2 separate regions of the Homo sapiens genome follow, and region 1 is linked to region 2. Evidence: chromatin loops called from intact Hi-C (ENCODE). Cell type or tissue: chondrocyte. All regions are shown on one strand. Links, peaks and the distances in the headings refer to the core of each region. The heading gives the core; the rest is flanking DNA. Region 1 has its middle 110 kb from the start of ACTRT2. Region 2 overlaps PRDM16 (PR/SET domain 16).

Evidence for each region. Hi-C counts contacts between places; a loop is a spot of excess contacts. Peaks named below come from ENCODE experiments on the same cell type or tissue, not always from the same donor. Only the 100,000 strongest peaks of a DNase experiment are listed, where the experiment ranks them.
Region 1: it touches region 2 in a loop (3-fold over the local background); 3 of 110 quality-filtered maps call a loop at or near these places.

What each region holds. Positions count from the first base shown.
Region 1 is chr1:2,910,368-2,918,690 of GRCh38, forward strand. No RefSeq gene overlaps it. Among named protein-coding and RNA genes, the nearest start is that of ACTRT2, 110 kb to the right of the region's middle. In chondrocyte, for the core only: a CTCF peak has its summit at 4,563; no DNase peak of the experiment used is centred there.
Region 2 is chr1:3,406,974-3,415,296 of GRCh38, forward strand. It overlaps PRDM16 (PR/SET domain 16), which reads left to right. Exons shown (of 17, transcript NM_022114.4): 9 at 4,411-5,827; 10 at 7,587-7,674. Among named protein-coding and RNA genes, the nearest start is that of ARHGEF16, 44 kb to the right of the region's middle. RefSeq lists enhancers at 1,488-2,065, 8,143-8,323. In chondrocyte, for the core only: CTCF peaks have their summits at 3,357 (motif pointing left) and 3,557; no DNase peak of the experiment used is centred there.

The DNA of each region.
Region 1 (8,323 bases), core at 43-8,042, 500 kb before region 2:
ACTGCCTGCCCCCAACCAGCTAGCTGAGTGGGAGGATGAGGGTCATGGGGAGGCTCAGGGGCCTCCGGGAGCAGAGCATAGCTTGGCTCGATGCACCTGCCCGGCTTGGCCTCAGGTGGCTTCCGCAGGGAGGAGAAGCCATGAGATGCGGCCCATTGATCCATGCAGGCTTTGTGAGCCGCGGCTCAGCAGGGGCGACCATTGTCCGGGGAGCAAGGCTGTGCCCCTCACTAGGAAACAGGGGTGCAGGAGCATCAGCCCAGGTCAGGGATGGACAGCCCCCAGGCTACCCAAGCCCTGTGTTGGGCCCCGTTAATCCTTCAAGGGGCCTCAGAAAACCCTTGGGGTGGGGGTGTCCTCCCTGGGTCCCAGGGACCCTGGCCCAAGGGGCACTCTCTCGGTGAGTTGAGTCGGTGACGTATTCAGTAGGCCACATCGCTGTCTCCTCCTGAGAGTTCTGGACCTGGGGTACTCTGGCGCCCACCCACCTGGGGGTCAGTGTTCTAGGCAGTGGCAGTATTTGGCAGCTGCAGGGGCCGTGCCTACCTGGAGCCTCTGACGTGGGTCTCCAAGCATCTTGTCTGGAGGCCTGAGGGGTGGTGGGGTGCAGTGGGCCAGGGTCCCCATGGCAGTTCTGAGCCCCCAGGGCCAGGCCCGCCAAGCCACTCTTGCTGAGCCACCCTGGTGTGTCCTGGGTCCCCCTTGCTCCCTGTGGCCAGTGTAGATGGGAGGTGCAGAGGGTGCTGCCCGCGAGGTTCCTGAGTCTTTCTCTGTGCACAGATGAGAGGCAGGTGAGCTCCTGGGCCGAGGTGTCATCCAGAGGTCTGGGCGTTGCCCCTTGGAGACACTTGCACGGGGGTCTGGGCGCCAGGACGCTGGAGGCGTGGGATGATGGCGATTCGTCTCCCATCTTCAAGGCCAACACAGATAGGCGGTCCACTGTCCCAGTGGGACCTGACGTGGCCCAGAGTGGACGGTGGCCCCTACCCAGGCGCGCGCGTGGCCCCAGATCCCGCGCTGAGTCCCTGCACCGCGGCCGCCGCGGCGCTGCTGTCCCCGAGAGGCAGCCCTGTCTCTGCTGGCCCGTTAACTGTGCTGGCAGAGCTGTTACCGTGACAGTAGATTAATATCTCTTTAGTCAGCCAAAATGAACATGGCATGCTGGTGACAGTCCAATTTTCTGCTAACAGATTGTGGCCTATCGAAACCCGGCGCTCAGCTGATTTTTATTTCTGCCAGAGATAATTCAGCGCGGGAGGAGCGGCCGCCACCATCCCATCCACCAGCGCCGTTCAATATATCCCGCGCCGGCGTTTCTCACCCACTGTCAGGAGGCTGCCCGAGGGACTCCGAGGGCCTGCGGCATTTAGAGGCTGTCTCAGAGCCCAGAGGCACGGCTGCTGCTGCGATCAATGCTGAGCCTGGACTTGCCTGTTTCCAGGCTTGGGGGCTGCGGGGGAGCTCAGGGTCTGAGAGGAGGAAGGGGGAGGGTGGGGCGGGCTGGTGGGCACACGAGCACAGGTGTGTGTGTGTGTGTGTGCGCGCAGGATGCGTGTGTGTTTTGGAGTGTGTGGGTGTATGTAGGGTGCCCGTGACTGTGTGTGTGTAAGCACGTGGCTGTGTGCATGTATGTGTGAGTGTGAGTGACCTTGTGGGTGCACACGTATGGGGACTGAGAGCCTGTGTGGGGGCACAGGCTTTGCATGCCTCTCAGGCCTCCTCTCCTGGCTGCAGGAAGTCACCTATTTCCCATTTTCTCTGCAGGATGTGGAGAGCAGCCCTTACCTGGCCTGCTCCCGGAGAAGTGTCAGGGGATCCATGACCCAGGGGCGTGGGAGGTGGAGCTCCCTCCCACCTCATTGGGTGGGAGGTCAGGTGGCTCTTGGGCGAGGCAGGCAGAACCCAGACAGAGTAGGCCTCAGCTTTAAGGATGGTGATCCTGGGGAGTCCAGCTGCTCCGGGCAGCTCTTCCGAGAGGCAGCTGGTACACCCCAAGTGGAGGAAGCTCTCTTAGTTTAATTAATTAATTAATTTTAGAGAAAGGGTTTCTTTCTGCCACCCAGGCTGGAGTGCAGTGGTGCAATCATGGGCCATTGCAGTCTCAAACGCCAGGGCTCAGACAATCCTCCCGCCTTGGCCTCCCAAAGTGCTGGGACGGCAGGTGTGAGTCACTGCACCCATCCATCCAGGACTCTTTTCTAATGCGACTGATGTGGCCCCACCAGCTGCTTTTTCCCAGGGTTGTTGGGGGCCTATGCAACCACCTGCAGCCCTCCCTAGGGGACCATCCCAGAAGCTGCACCGCAGCCCAGCTTGGCTCAGGACCGGATTCCTGGGTCATTAGCGGACTATAACCCCCATCCCCAGCAGCCAGAGCCTCCCCGCAGGTTGATCTTCCCGGGTGTTTGAGTCTGAATGCTGTGCTTCCCCTTCAGGCTGGGGAGGGGAGGGAAGGGGTCCCCAGGGCAGGGAGCCAGGCCTGACTCATAGAGGGCCTAGCGAGCGGGGCTGGCCAACTTCCCCTTCGGATCCCTGTCACCATCACCAAGTCCTTCTGTAAGAAAGATTGTGCGAGAGACTGTCATTAGAGGTCACGCTTCTGGAAGGTTCTTGCTCTCAGCGAGCTCAGTCAGGAAGATGCTGGTGCCAGCATCCGACATGGCTGCTGGGGATGGGAGGAAGTGCCCACTGCCTCAGCATCAGCATTAGCATCCCTGCTTGGGTCACTGCATCCCAGTGGCCCCAGCCCAGGCCTCAGAACCCACCCCGGCCTGTTGTGACTTGTTCAGCCTCCTGCCTGCCCCGGGTGAAGCCACGCTGGCCCTGCCCTCCTGGTGCCAGCTTCGTCCCATTCATTCAGGGGCTCAGACGGGGATCGCCATCCCTGTTCCCCCGTCACTCTGCTTCCCTGCTGGATCTCCTCATGGTTGAACCCACCTGGGAAGAGGAGGGCGAGGCCACCCCACCGCATGTGGTTCCCAGGCTGCCTTGTGTGTCTGCTCTGCACGCTTCTCCCGAGTGCTGCCTGTGCTGAGGTCTCCACAGGGGGGCGGCCTGAGTGTGGTCACAGCCCAGCAGGGACACAACGCAGAAAAAATGACCCTCGGCAATGTCCCGTTCAGGGTGGCGCTTGTGCTGTTGCCACCCTGCTCGTGTCCAGGCAGACATCACTAAACTGCTCCATCAAACCCCAGACCTGGGCTGGCATCTCCTGTGTCCCCACCATGTCTTGGTCCAGCGACATCAGCACCCGCACCAAGGGGACACCACCGCCTTCCTCCCACCACCCCTGGAGGCATGAACTCTCACCCCAGAGGAGACAGCACCTTGCCCAGGGCACTCAGCGGCACATGTGGTCGTGTGCCCAGCTCAGTCCTCGAGGTCTTGCCCACCCTTCATAGGACCTGACCAATTGCCCTGGGGCAGGCACCACGTTGCCCATCAAAGAAAGCAGTGCTGCCTTTGATTAGTGATGTCTGCCAGCCCCCAGCCCCTGGTTTTAGGACCAGCTCTCAGGGACCAACCTTCCAGCCTCCTGGGATCCCTGCACTGCTCAGAAAGGTGCTTGGCAGACTCCACCCTCAGGAACATGGGTGCTGGAGCTGCAAGGTCCCAGGGGGCCCAGAGGGGACCCGTGGAGTCAGTGATTCTAGGGGACATTTAATGCAGGGCTGCTGGCAAACCTGAAGGCAGGGAGGACTTGGTAGCCCCCTGGCCTTGGGGGTGAGGATGGGTAGAAGGCGAGGGGGTCTGGGTAGCCATCAGCAGAGCTGGGTCTTCCAGTGGAGCTTGGCCACCCCCACCAGGGAATGGGTGTGCTTCCCTCCTCACTGCCACCTACACAGGATCCCACTGGATGAGGCCAGAGGACACAGGTGTTACTGGCCACTGTGCACCAGATGGGGCAGAAAGGGACCCCTGGCCAGGTGGGCTCCCAGTGCCCACGCCCCGATCTCTGATAATGGACGGTGATTTAGCCTTTCTGTGCCCAAGGCGTCTCCATCTGCCCCTGGCAGGGCTTTCCTGGGCAAGCTGGCGGGGGAGGTGCAGGCTGTCCTGGAGCCCTGCATGTGCTCTCCCCGGGGAGCATCTTCCATGGAGGGCCGGGCTTGCTGTCTGCTCCGGGAGCATTGGGGCCCTTTTCCTTCAGGGCCTGCTGAGCCCCCTGTCCTGCTCCTGGTCCCAGGACCTCCACCTGTTGGGCCTACCTGGGAAACTTCCTGTGTCCATTCCTGTGTCACAGGGTCTCTCCCTGAGGGGCCCCGCTGGCTGGACAGCAGGGGATTCTGACTCCTTTCTATGTGGATTTGTGCAAACGACAGTGACGATGATGGTGATGGGGGGCCAGGCTCAGAGCAGGATGAGGGAGGCTGGGCCAGACTCAGAGCAGGATGGGGGAAGCTGGGCCAGTGACTCCCGATGTTGTTGGCAGAAGCTACATGGACCCAGGGGCGTTGGATCCTGCACATGCATTTGCCTGCCCCAGCCCTTTGTACACAGTGGCCTGGCTTGCAGGAGCTTCCAGAGAGCTCTAGAGGGAGGCAGAAAGCTGTTTCTCCAGAAAGGCCTCCTGAGAAAGATCCAGGCACAGGCCCCAGGTCCTTATCCCCACCAGGAAGGACCCATGGCTGGCTTAGCTCCGGGGGGAGGGAATGGCCAGCCCCTGAGCCCTGCAGGGGTGGGTGAGGGTGTGGGAGTCTGCCCCGCGGCAGATCCACGAAGGGATGGATGTCCATAGGGCTGAAGCCGTGGCTCAAACATGAGATAAATTTGTCCCCACTTAGATTGACTTTGTTGCCCAAACGCCTGAATTGCCAACTTGAACCCTGAGGGCAGGACATAAACCCCACCCTGTGCATTTCTGCTGAGTCTGTCTTAAGAGTCCAAGGAGGGGCAGTGGGGGAGGACAGAGCCTTTTCGAGTTCCTGGCTTGACAGTGCAGGAACTGTGCCAGGGTGCCGGAAGGTGATCACCTCCCACGCCAGGTACATGAAATTTACTTGGCCCCAAACCCTCTGGCCTGAGGGGCCTGTAGGACAACCCGAGCTTGGGCTGCCACTGCCTGAAGCTCTCCGCAACTCTGGAAACCTTCCGGTGTGGGGCCACCCCCTCCCACCATGCTGACAATTCCTGAGGGACAAAAGCTGCAGAAGGCTAGGCCAGTGCACGTGTCCACACGTGCACACATACACACTCCTACAACACACACACGTGTCCACACATGCACACATACACACTCCCACAGCACGCATGCACACATGTACACACACGCAGACATACACTCTTGCAGAGCACACACATGCACACATGTACACACATGCACATATACATGCTGCACACCACACACATACATGTACAAGCCCATGCAGCACATACATGCACACACATGCACACACATGCATAAATGTATGCATATGCACACACTCACAACACACACATGCACACATGTCCACACATGAACATATACACACTCCCACGGCGCACACACACACACACGTCCACACATGCACATACACACCTGCACAGCGCACAGCACACGTATACACCCACACAGCAATACATGCACACATGAATGCACTCACAAAGCACAGACATACACACATGTGCACACATGCACACACCCATGCTTGCACTGTACACACATGCACACACAACATACAATGCACACATGCCACACATGCACACACACAAATTCACACATACTTGTACAGCACACCTACACATATACACAAACACAACACACACAGCACTCATGTACACACGTGTGTACATAAAACAATGAACATATGTGCACAATGCACACACTGCACACACATACACATGCACACACATGCACTCATACTTGCAGTCTACACACATGCATATGTACACATGCACACATACACTATGCACACACAAACATACATGCACATCTGCACACAGCACATACATTAACACAATCATGTGCACACCCACATGTTTGCCCACATGTGCACATGTACAGCCGGTGCCCATGTGTGCACATATCCACATGTACACATGCATGTGTTTGCACATGAAAATACACATGGACACATATGCACATGGACACACCCACGCAGATGTATGTCCATACACCCACCTACATGTGTACCCACACATGACGTACATGTACACACACTCCTGATGACCTCTCCCAGGACCCAGGGCCCAAGGCCCCTCCAGCCTTCAGACACATTCTGTGTCCTGGGACCGGGATTCTCAATGGCCGGCATCCGGGGTTCTAGCTGGCAAAGGGCACTCCCAGCTGTGCCAGCCACAGTGTGTGCACAGGTGTGAGAAATTGTAGCTGTGTGCACACACGTGAGCATGGCCTGTGACCAGGGGCCACCCCAGCATGCCTGTGTGCCTGCTTCTGCATGTACACATGGCTGTGTCCTCAGGCACCCGTGTCTGCACATGCTCACATATGTCTTTGTCTGTGCTTTTGCTCAGGTGCTGGAACGTGGGGCCGAGGCGGGGCAGCTTGTGGGGGCCCCTGGGCCTGTGTCTGCTCCACTACCACCGTCAGAGCTCTTCTGAGTCGCCGTGGGGATTTTGTGGTGCCTCCTCCTCTGGGCTCTGATCCGGCTGCCCCAGAACCCAAGCTCAGAGGCCTCGTCCCCAGGCGGGTCCTGACCTCGGCAGGCCAGCCTCGCGTTCCCTCAGCCCCATCACACCGGCTGACAGGCTGGCATTTCCCTCCCGCCTGGCGTTTCCCCCCGCCGGTCATGTCGACAAGCACCATGGGTTTCCTGACAGACGGAAATATCAATCCTTAGGTACAGGGACAAAGCAGGTTTTAAACTTTAATGAGAGGCTTTAATGGAAATAAAACGTAAAATTCCTCTTCAAATGGAGGTGCTTCTGTTTTATCAGAGAAAAAGTACCCTAAATAATAAATCGACGTCGTGTGTCGTGGTTCTCGTACCTGCGTGAATATTTAAAACATGCAAACATGTGGGAGATGCATTTGCTGGGAACAAAAGGAACACACATATTTAACCCCTGAAATAAATAAATAAGGCGAAGGTGCGCAGCTGGAGACAGGGCATGGAGACAGGGAAGGCAGAGGCCATGCATATTTAACGTGGCGGCTCCACGAGGCTGCGTGTGAGCGGACGTGTGGGCAAACCACCCTGAAGCATCGTGGCGAGGCGGGCAGGGGTGCAGGGTCCCGGCAGGGCAGCCCAGGTGCCCTCTGCCTTACTGTCGGCTGCTTATTTACTGTCTGAAGATTTTAAAAGCCCCAACCACGCTCCTGTCCTGCCTCTCTGTTCCATCACTGCTCATTTCAGGAGCACCTGGACGCCCATTGTTTATTTAGCGCTACTGTGCGTCTTCAGGGCAAGGCATTCATACACGGGTGCCGGAACAAAGTTCCATGAACCAGGCGGCTGAGAGTCATGGGGATTCCTTCTCCCCCAGTCTGGAGGATGAGGTTTGAAATCCAGTGTCCACGGGTGCTCTGGGAGGGTCCTCCTTGCCCCTTCCAGCTTCTGCAGGCTCTGGCTTTCCTTGACTCCCGGCCACAGGGCCCCACGCTCTGCATCCTGTCGCACAGCTGTCTTCTCCCTGTGTGTCACAACCTCATGTTAACGTGACGACATCTGCAAAGATCCTATTTCTGAATAAGGCCCGTTCACAGGTCCTCAGAGTTAGGACCTCAACGTATCTTTTTGGGGTTACAATTCAATCTACAACAATGAACCAAAAGCAGCCTGGGGTCCTCTGAAGGGTGGGGAGCCTGGGCCAAGCAGGACAAAGTGACTACCCAGGGACCTTTAGCTGGCCTGAGGGGCTTCCCGGAGAGCCGAGCCGGCAGGCAGGAGAGTGCCCTGAACCTGGGACCCCTTCCTCCAGCCCCCAGCCTCATGTCAGCGGTGGTGGGAGGGGTCTTAACGCATCTTTTCTATCTCTTTCCACTCTTGGAAACCTGGATCTCAGAGTCCAGGGAGAGAAGTCATGAGATTTTATGAGATGTGGGGAAACAATTTTTAGAACTCGCCATGCGTTTCGGCACCTTTGTTATTTTCGTAAAGTGTGGAGATATGGTCTCCTTGCGTTTGGCTCTCCCTATTCCTGGCATCTGGTGATCTCTTTGCTCTCCAAGGCAGGCGGACGGAACATGTTTCTGTTCTGAGGACCTTGTCCTCTGTGACATTTGGGGGCAGGCGGGGGGCGAGAAGGGGGAGCGTGAGCTGAGCCGGTTGATGGCGAGGCCTGCGCTGTGCTCTCATGCCTTCCCCGCTGGTGGCCCTGGGGAGTCACGAGCCTCTGATCTCCTTTTCTCATCTGAAAGTGGGTGTCACGCGGCCCCCACCCC
Region 2 (8,323 bases), core at 17-8,016:
GGAGGCTACAAGATGTTGAGTGACCGTGGGCTCAAGGCCAGGCTGTGGAGCCCAAATTTTAGCTTCAGGGGCCTGGCTCCTGGCCCCCGGCTGGGTGATTTGAACCTTCCAGGCTCCGTTGCATCAGCCTGGAGAGGCGGGGTGCTGGGAGCTTGGGAACCTGGACTCAGGTGTTCTTGCTGATGTGGGACCACTCAGGCACTGACCACTTGCACAAGAGGTGATGTCCGCCAGCCAGCCGGGCCCCTGTCAGCACCTGGGCTGTGCCCGTCCCACCCACCTCCCAAGCCCCAGCGTCCAGCCGTCCTGCTAGGGGTGACTCCGCCCCCAGCCTAACCTGGGCCACATGCCCCCACCAACTGAGGAACCAAAGGGAGATGGAGCTCTGCCTGCCGGCCGTTCCACAAGTACTGTTTTCCCATTTGCTGACCACCGATCTCCCAGGAGGAGCATGTGTGCAGTGTGCCCGGCTCCGGCACCCCGATACACAGTACCCCTTTCCTCTGGGAGAAGCCAGCACGGTGCGAGCTGGGCAGGAGTCAGGGGCTGGGGCGGGGGGTGACTGCTCCCAGCTGCAGGTCAAGTGACTCCAGTGAGAGCGGCACCAGTTGGTGCCTCAGATGACAACGTGGAGTTCTATAGCAAGCTCAGGAGCAAGAAAATTGGACCTAGGTTTAAACTTCCTTGCCTCTCTGGGCCTGCAGACGAGCGTTCTAAAGTCCCGTTGCATCGCTTTAATGATGTGCATTCCAAGAGCTGCAGCACCCTGGGCAGCTGGAGCCCACTGTTCCCACCACACTGCAGGCTGCTCCCCATCCCTCGTGGATGGAGTGAGGACAGGGAAACTCAACTGGCCCTGCCCCGCCTCGGCGACTCTTGCGCTTCTTGTCCACACACTCGGCTCACCTTTGTGCCTTGGCTTTTTGCTAAGGGGATAAAGCTTAAAGGAAAACCCCAGATGTGGGCAGATCGGGTTTATGAAGATTCTCATTCCCTTAGAAATTAGATCAGACACAAGCAACGCAGCCCTGGTATCCCCCAGGCCACTGCACAGTGTCCTTTGGTGCAACTGCAGAAGGGGGTCTTCAGGCTTGGAGAGGAGAATTTGCAAACAAGTGAGGGAGTCCAAATGGCGTGGCCCTTTCCAGGAATGGTCAGTTGCTTGCAGGAGAGGTCACAGCTGCGCAGGCGCTCATGGCCAGACTCCGTGTCCACCTGCTGGGTGACACACCCATGGCACAGGCAGATGGAAGCCCTAAGCCCCCACCTCACTGGCCACACAGACGGAGGGGGTGTCATTCCTGGTGGTGTCTTTCCCACCAAGGCGCTCACCTGTGCCCTGGGCTGTGTACAAACGTGTGTGTGCATGGGTGTAAGAGAAGGGGTGGGTAGAGCGAGAGGAGAGGAGAACAGGACAGAGAGGAAGTATAATATCTGGGAATGAGGTGCACAGGCTCCCACTGGGCACTTTGCAGAAAGAGCCTTTGCTTTAATAAGTATGCACGTGTGAGAGTGTGTGAGTGTGGGCGCGTGCACCGGTGCGTGTGTGTGTGAGAGCGTGTGTGTGGACACATGAGCTGGTGCATGTGTCGGTGCGTGTGAGAGCGTGTGAGTGTGGGTGTGTGAGCTGGTGTGTGTGTGAGTGCATGAGTGTGGGTGCGTGAGCTGGTGCCTGTGTTGGCATGTGTGAGAGTGTGTGAGTGTGAGCACGTGAGCCGGTGCATGTGTTGGCGTGCATGAGAGTGTGTGAGTGTGGGCGCGTGAGCCGGTGCATGTGTTGGCACACGTGAGAGTGCATGAGTGTGGGCGCGTGAGCCGGTGCGTGTGTGTGAGCGCGTGTGGGCGCGTGAGCTGGTGCGTGTGTTGGAGGATGTGAGAGCACGAGGGTGGGCACGTGAGCTGGTGCGTGTGTGTGTGAGAGCGCATGAGGGTGGGCGTGTGAGCCAGTGCTTGTGTTGGCACGCATGAGAGTGAGGGGCGTGTGAGCCAGTGCATGTGTTGGCACGTGTGAGAGCATGTGAGGGTTGGCGTGTGAGCCGGGGCATGTCAGTGTGTGTGAGTGTGGGCGTGTGGGCCGGTGCGTGTGTCGGCGCACGTGACAGCGTGAGTGTGGGCGCGTGTCTGTGAGTGCGAGTGTGGGCGTGTGAGTTGATGCATGTGAGTGTGTGAGTGTGGGTGTGTGTGAGTGAGTGTGGGCACGTGAGTTGGTGCGTGTGTGTGTGAGAGTGTGGGCGCGTGAGTTGGTGCGTGTGGGTGTGAGAGTGTGTGAGTGGGGCACAGCCAGGGTGTGCTTGTTTGGCCGGCAGGGCTGAGTGCCTCCCCGAGGGCCAGGTAGGTGACCGAGGGGTATTTACAGACCCTCCCTCTGGAGGGTCACCTGTCCATCAGCAGCCCTCCAGAGAGGGCAGATTTGATGAAACGAGACAAAGTTCTTCTCCCCTCAGCCTTGAAAACGCCCCGCCAGGCTGGACGAGCAGGAAGGTAGAGCGGTTAATATAAATAGATATCGTGATGAAAGAACACGATCATCTTAGGGGAAAAGCTCCCAGCTGGAGTCGAAGGAGATCAGGCAGCCGACGATTTCTGGTGAGCAAGAAGCTTGCTGAAATCATTGTTTCCACCACGCCGTGTTTAGGAAGCAAATTGTCCTACAGAGAGAGACACTCGCCGGGATGTGTGTGTGTGGTGTGCGTGTCTGTGGTGTGTGTGTGCGTGTGTGTGGTGTATGTGCATGTGTGTGGTTTGTGTGGTGTGTGTAGTGTGGGTGTGTGTGTGGTGTGGGTGTGAGTGTGTGTGGTTGTGTGTGGGTGTGTGGTGTGGGTGTGTGTGGTGTATGTGTGCATGTGTGTGGTTGTGTGTGGGTGTGTGGTGTGGGTGTGTGTGTGGTGTTTGTGTGCATGTGTGTGGTTGTGTGCATGTGTGTGGTGTGGTTGTGGGTGTGGTGTGTGTGTATGTGCATGTGTGTGGTGTGGGTGTGTGTGCGTGTGGGGGGTGTGGTTGTGTGTTTGCATGGGGGGGTGTGGGGGGTGTGCATGTGTGTGTGCTGTGTGTGCATGTGTGTGATTGTGTGTGTACGAATGTGGTGTGTGGTTGTGTATGTGCATGTGTATGAATGTGTGTGGTTGTGTGTGTGCGTGTGTGTGGTGTGTGTGCATGTGTATGAATGTGGTGTGTGGTTGTGTGTGCTGTGTGTGTGCATGTGTAGATGTGTGTGTGTTCCTCCCTTTTTTCTTAGAAAAACAAGAGGCAAAAGACAAGCTGGTGATTCGCTGACAACCGTTCACAGGCCTTTAGGAAAATGGCCGGAACCCCCAGGCCGCTGGGTCCTGGAGTCTAGCTGGGCCGGCACTGCCCTCTCCTGTTGAGAGAAGATGCTGGCACTCGCCAGCCAGAGCCGGGCACTGCCGCTTCCATCCCAGTCTGAGGAGGTTCCCAGTAGTAGGATTTTCACTTTTCTCAAGCAGGGAATAGTCCCTCTGCATAGGGCTCCTGCCCGGGGTGACCTCCTATCCATGTCCACCTCCAGCCATCTCCAAAGGGTAGTTGAGTACTGCCAGGAGCCCCAAAGTCCGGGATCCCCGAGTTGGGGCCTCCTGAGAACCTCAGGAACTGTCTGTGTCAACCCAGAGGCTGCCTTCTCCGGGGTGCAGGCAGCAGGATCTGGTGCGGAGAGGGGAGGTGGGAGGACACTAGGAACACTGTGAACTTCTAGAGAGCAGGAGGCACAGTCTGCGTGGTCAGCGTCCTGCCCCCACCCCTGCTAGAACAGCTGCAAAAGTGAAGACGAAGGCAGGGCGGGCCCTGAGCCAGCTTGCCCTGAATCCACTGATGGAGTGGCAGACACCATCACATGCATTCGCTTTCCCCGTGCCCCGCCCTGGAGAGCAGGTTCACCTTCCCCAGGGACTTCTGAAAATCTTGGCTCCTAAACTAGCAACACCGTGGGGTAGGAGGGTGGAAACAGCAGTGGCAAGCCCATTCTCCAGCAAAGAAGGTGGCGGCACAGCAGGAACTGTACCAACCGGCCCCCCGATCTGTGCTGGTCACTGGAGGCCAGTCTTGGGTGGGGCGCATGCACACACACATATGTTTCCACATGCTCATGTGTGCACACGTGTGCACACTCAGACACGCACGCTTGCAGAATACACACACGCCTGCCCAGACACGGACACTTACGCACACAGACACACATGCACCTGCCTGTGTATTTGTGTGTACGCACACACGCATGTATGCACAGTACACACATATACACCCATGCCCACGCACATGCACCCAGACAGACTGCTTCCAGCCCCAGCCTCGCCCCTCCAGCGGCTGGCTTTCCCAGTAATTTCATGTGGCGTTTTCAGCAGGGTTTCCCGGTCATTTCATGCGGGTTTGTCTTGGCTTCTGCTGATGTTTTAGGTGAGGTCTGCCACAAGTCCTACACGCAGTTCTCCAACCTGTGCCGGCACAAGCGGATGCACGCCGACTGCCGCACGCAGATCAAGTGCAAGGACTGTGGCCAGATGTTCAGCACTACCTCCTCCCTCAACAAGCACCGGCGCTTCTGCGAGGGCAAGAACCATTACACGCCGGGCGGCATCTTTGCCCCGGGCCTGCCCTTGACCCCCAGCCCCATGATGGACAAGGCAAAACCCTCCCCCAGCCTCAATCACGCCAGCCTGGGCTTCAACGAGTACTTTCCCTCCAGGCCGCACCCGGGGAGCCTGCCCTTCTCCACGGCGCCTCCCACGTTCCCCGCACTCACCCCCGGCTTCCCGGGCATCTTCCCTCCATCCTTGTACCCCCGGCCGCCTCTGCTACCTCCCACATCGCTGCTCAAGAGCCCCCTGAACCACACCCAGGACGCCAAGCTCCCCAGTCCCCTGGGGAACCCAGCCCTGCCCCTGGTCTCCGCCGTCAGCAACAGCAGCCAGGGCACGACGGCAGCTGCGGGGCCCGAGGAGAAGTTCGAGAGCCGCCTGGAGGACTCCTGTGTGGAGAAGCTGAAGACCAGGAGCAGCGACATGTCGGACGGCAGTGACTTTGAGGACGTCAACACCACCACGGGGACCGACCTGGACACGACCACGGGGACGGGCTCGGACCTGGACAGCGACGTGGACAGCGACCCTGACAAGGACAAGGGCAAGGGCAAGTCCGCCGAGGGCCAGCCCAAGTTTGGGGGCGGCTTGGCGCCCCCGGGGGCCCCGAACAGCGTGGCCGAGGTGCCTGTCTTCTATTCCCAGCACTCATTCTTCCCGCCACCCGACGAGCAGCTGCTGACTGCAACGGGCGCCGCCGGGGACTCCATCAAGGCCATCGCATCCATTGCCGAGAAGTACTTTGGCCCCGGCTTCATGGGGATGCAGGAGAAGAAGCTGGGCTCGCTCCCCTACCACTCGGCGTTCCCCTTCCAGTTCCTGCCCAACTTCCCCCACTCCCTTTACCCCTTCACGGACCGAGCCCTCGCCCACAACTTGCTGGTCAAGGCCGAGCCAAAGTCACCCCGGGACGCCCTCAAGGTGGGCGGCCCCAGTGCCGAGTGCCCCTTTGATCTCACCACCAAGCCCAAAGACGTGAAGCCCATCCTGCCCATGCCCAAGGGCCCCTCGGCCCCCGCATCCGGCGAGGAGCAGCCGCTGGACCTGAGCATCGGCAGCCGGGCCCGTGCCAGCCAAAACGGCGGCGGGCGGGAGCCCCGCAAGAACCACGTCTATGGGGAACGCAAGCTGGGCGCCGGCGAGGGGCTGCCCCAGGTGTGCCCGGCGCGGATGCCCCAGCAGCCCCCGCTCCACTACGCCAAGCCCTCGCCCTTCTTCATGGACCCCATCTACAGGTATTCAGCACCCCAGCCTCACTGGCTCTCCCTGGGGCGGGGCCGCGGCGGTGCTGGGCGGGCTCAGTGCATGGTGGTGTCTCTTTCAAGCTCCTCCAAGGTCGTCCCCCGGCCTTTGCTGACTTCAGGAAGATGCCCCTGTTCTTGGGGGGGTCTGCACCCCTCAGGAGGGATGCCTGGCTTGGCTGCTCCTAAGCTAGGTGCCTGGCCCGGGCCGTGTTTGGGAGGCCAGGACGGGTGCTCCTGGACACGTGCAGTTTGCTTGCACCGATGACCACTCAGACATCACACTGCTGGCCTCGAGCGCCTCCTATCCCCAGTAACCCCACCCCCCACCCCAACCCACACCCTTCCCCACCCCTCTCTCCAGCTGTCGTCTCTGGTCTAGCTCTCCCCAGCCTCTACCTGCAGAAGTCAGAGGGGCCTGGGCTGAGTGCTTCCTGCCCCTCCTGGTGCGCTCCTGCCCCTGGAGCCACAGCGGCAGGGGGAATGGGGAGGGGGTGTCTTTCTGGGGGCCCCGGGGGAATCAGAGAAGGAGCCAGTGGTCCTTGGAGGGGAGGAGGAGGCGAGGGATGAAGCAAGCATTGGAGGGTTTTCTAGGCACCAGTGTCCTGTGTCTCTGATGCCTCTCTTGGGGAAAGGCGAGTTTAATGCCACTCCCTAATTTCTGGACAGGTTTGCCCCTCCCTAGAATGCAGGTGGGTTGGAAGAGCAGGGCTAGGCTTGGGGAGGGGGTCCTACCCCCACCAGCACCTGTCCCTGTGCTCCCCGCTTCGCCATGCAAGGAGACAGGCAGGAGACCCTGAGCAAGTCCTGTCCTAATAAAGCAAAAGCGGCCAGTCATAGACATGCTGGGGGTGCTGTGTCTTGCAACGGGGTGGCAGGTTTACCAAAGCGCTCTCAGTGATGGGAAAGAGGCTCCCAAATCTAACCCTCACTATGGGAACCCAGGCAGACAGAGAAGAGCAGGCTGCCTTCAAGAGCCACCAGGCCAAAGGAGGGTCAGTGGATAGCCCTGCCCACGGCCTCTGTTTACCACAGGAGGTTTGCATTGTGATTCAGTGAGCAGGCTTGTCACCGGCATCTGGGGAAGGTTCTGGAACTGTAATCTCCAGCAGCCCTGGAGGGTGTTTAGACAGGGCCCTGTCTGGGTGCTGCAGGAAGCCCCTGGTGACCTCCCCAGGACAGAAACCTGCTGGCCACTCACGTTCATCAGCACACACGGGCAGCACACCCCGTGCCAGGGGCCGGGTCAGAGAAGGAGCGGAGGAGGCCTTGAGCCTCTGGTGTGAGCCACGCTCTGCTGTGAGCAGGTCCAGGGACCCCCTTCAGAGTGGTCCCCACTCATGCAGGGCTGACCGGCCAGTTAGGCCGGGGTGCACGGGGCCTTCAGAGAAAACTCCAGCCGCCTGCACTTAGCACCCATGACCTGCAGGGGTGCTGGCAGCCAGGGGTCTTTGAAGGCCCTCGAGGGGACCTTGGAGGCATGGGAGGTGTGAGGGAACCACTGAGGGAGAGTGTTCAGGGGCAGGTGGTGACAGGGAGGGTCCGTCTAGGGGTGCAGGTGGGCTGGGCTCCCGACATCCCCAAGGCCCACAGAGGAGTCTGGTGAGCGTTGGGGCAGCCACGGCGAGGTCCACACCATGGCCTTGTGACTGGCCAGGTATATGGTCAGGCGGGGTGGGCGGCTCTGTGGAGCGGGTGGCTCGGCGGGGCGGGCGGCTCGGTGGGGTACGTAACCCTCTGTGCTGTTGTCCAGCAGGGTAGAAAAGCGGAAGGTCACAGACCCCGTGGGAGCCCTGAAGGAGAAGTACCTGCGGCCGTCCCCGCTGCTCTTCCACCCCCAGGTACGTCCTCAGTGCAGGTCAGGGCGCCCTGTAACCCACACGCCAGTGGCCCCATCTCCCGGCTGTCGAGGCTCAGTGGCCAGGCTGGAGCCTAAGTCCCCGTCCAGGCCATACCACGCACAGACGCCCTCAAAGGCAGAGGAGGATTCTCTCCCTGAGGCCCCTCAGGTCACTGTAGGCTGGAGAGGTTGAGGACTGAGAGTGACCCTCACAGGGCCACCCCAGGGACCTCTCTGACCCCTGGCTCTGGGCTCCAGGAGGGAGAAGGAGCTTCACTGGAGTCGTGGGCAGAGCCTGAAGGAGCGAGGGCAGGGATTGTGAGTGAGGGGAGCAGCCTCAGGTGGCAGCCCAGGACACAGCGTGGGCGCTCTCTCTGGGGTGCACAGGACCTGAGTATGTTCAAATGGACCGGAAGAGAGGAAGGGCCTGAGCATGCAGAGAGGGGCATGGAGCCAGGCCCCAGGGAGGTGGTGGGCAGGGGGTCTGGAAAGAGACCCAGAGAGCCCCCCAGTCCAGACAGGTGGGTGCAGACCCTGCCAGGCCTGGAGGTGCTCCTGCCTGCCCCTGAGGCCACATCCTGGGAGCAAAATAGCAGGTGGGCAGCATGGCCAGGGCAGAGTCTTCCCGACCTCCTGTCCCCTACTGACTT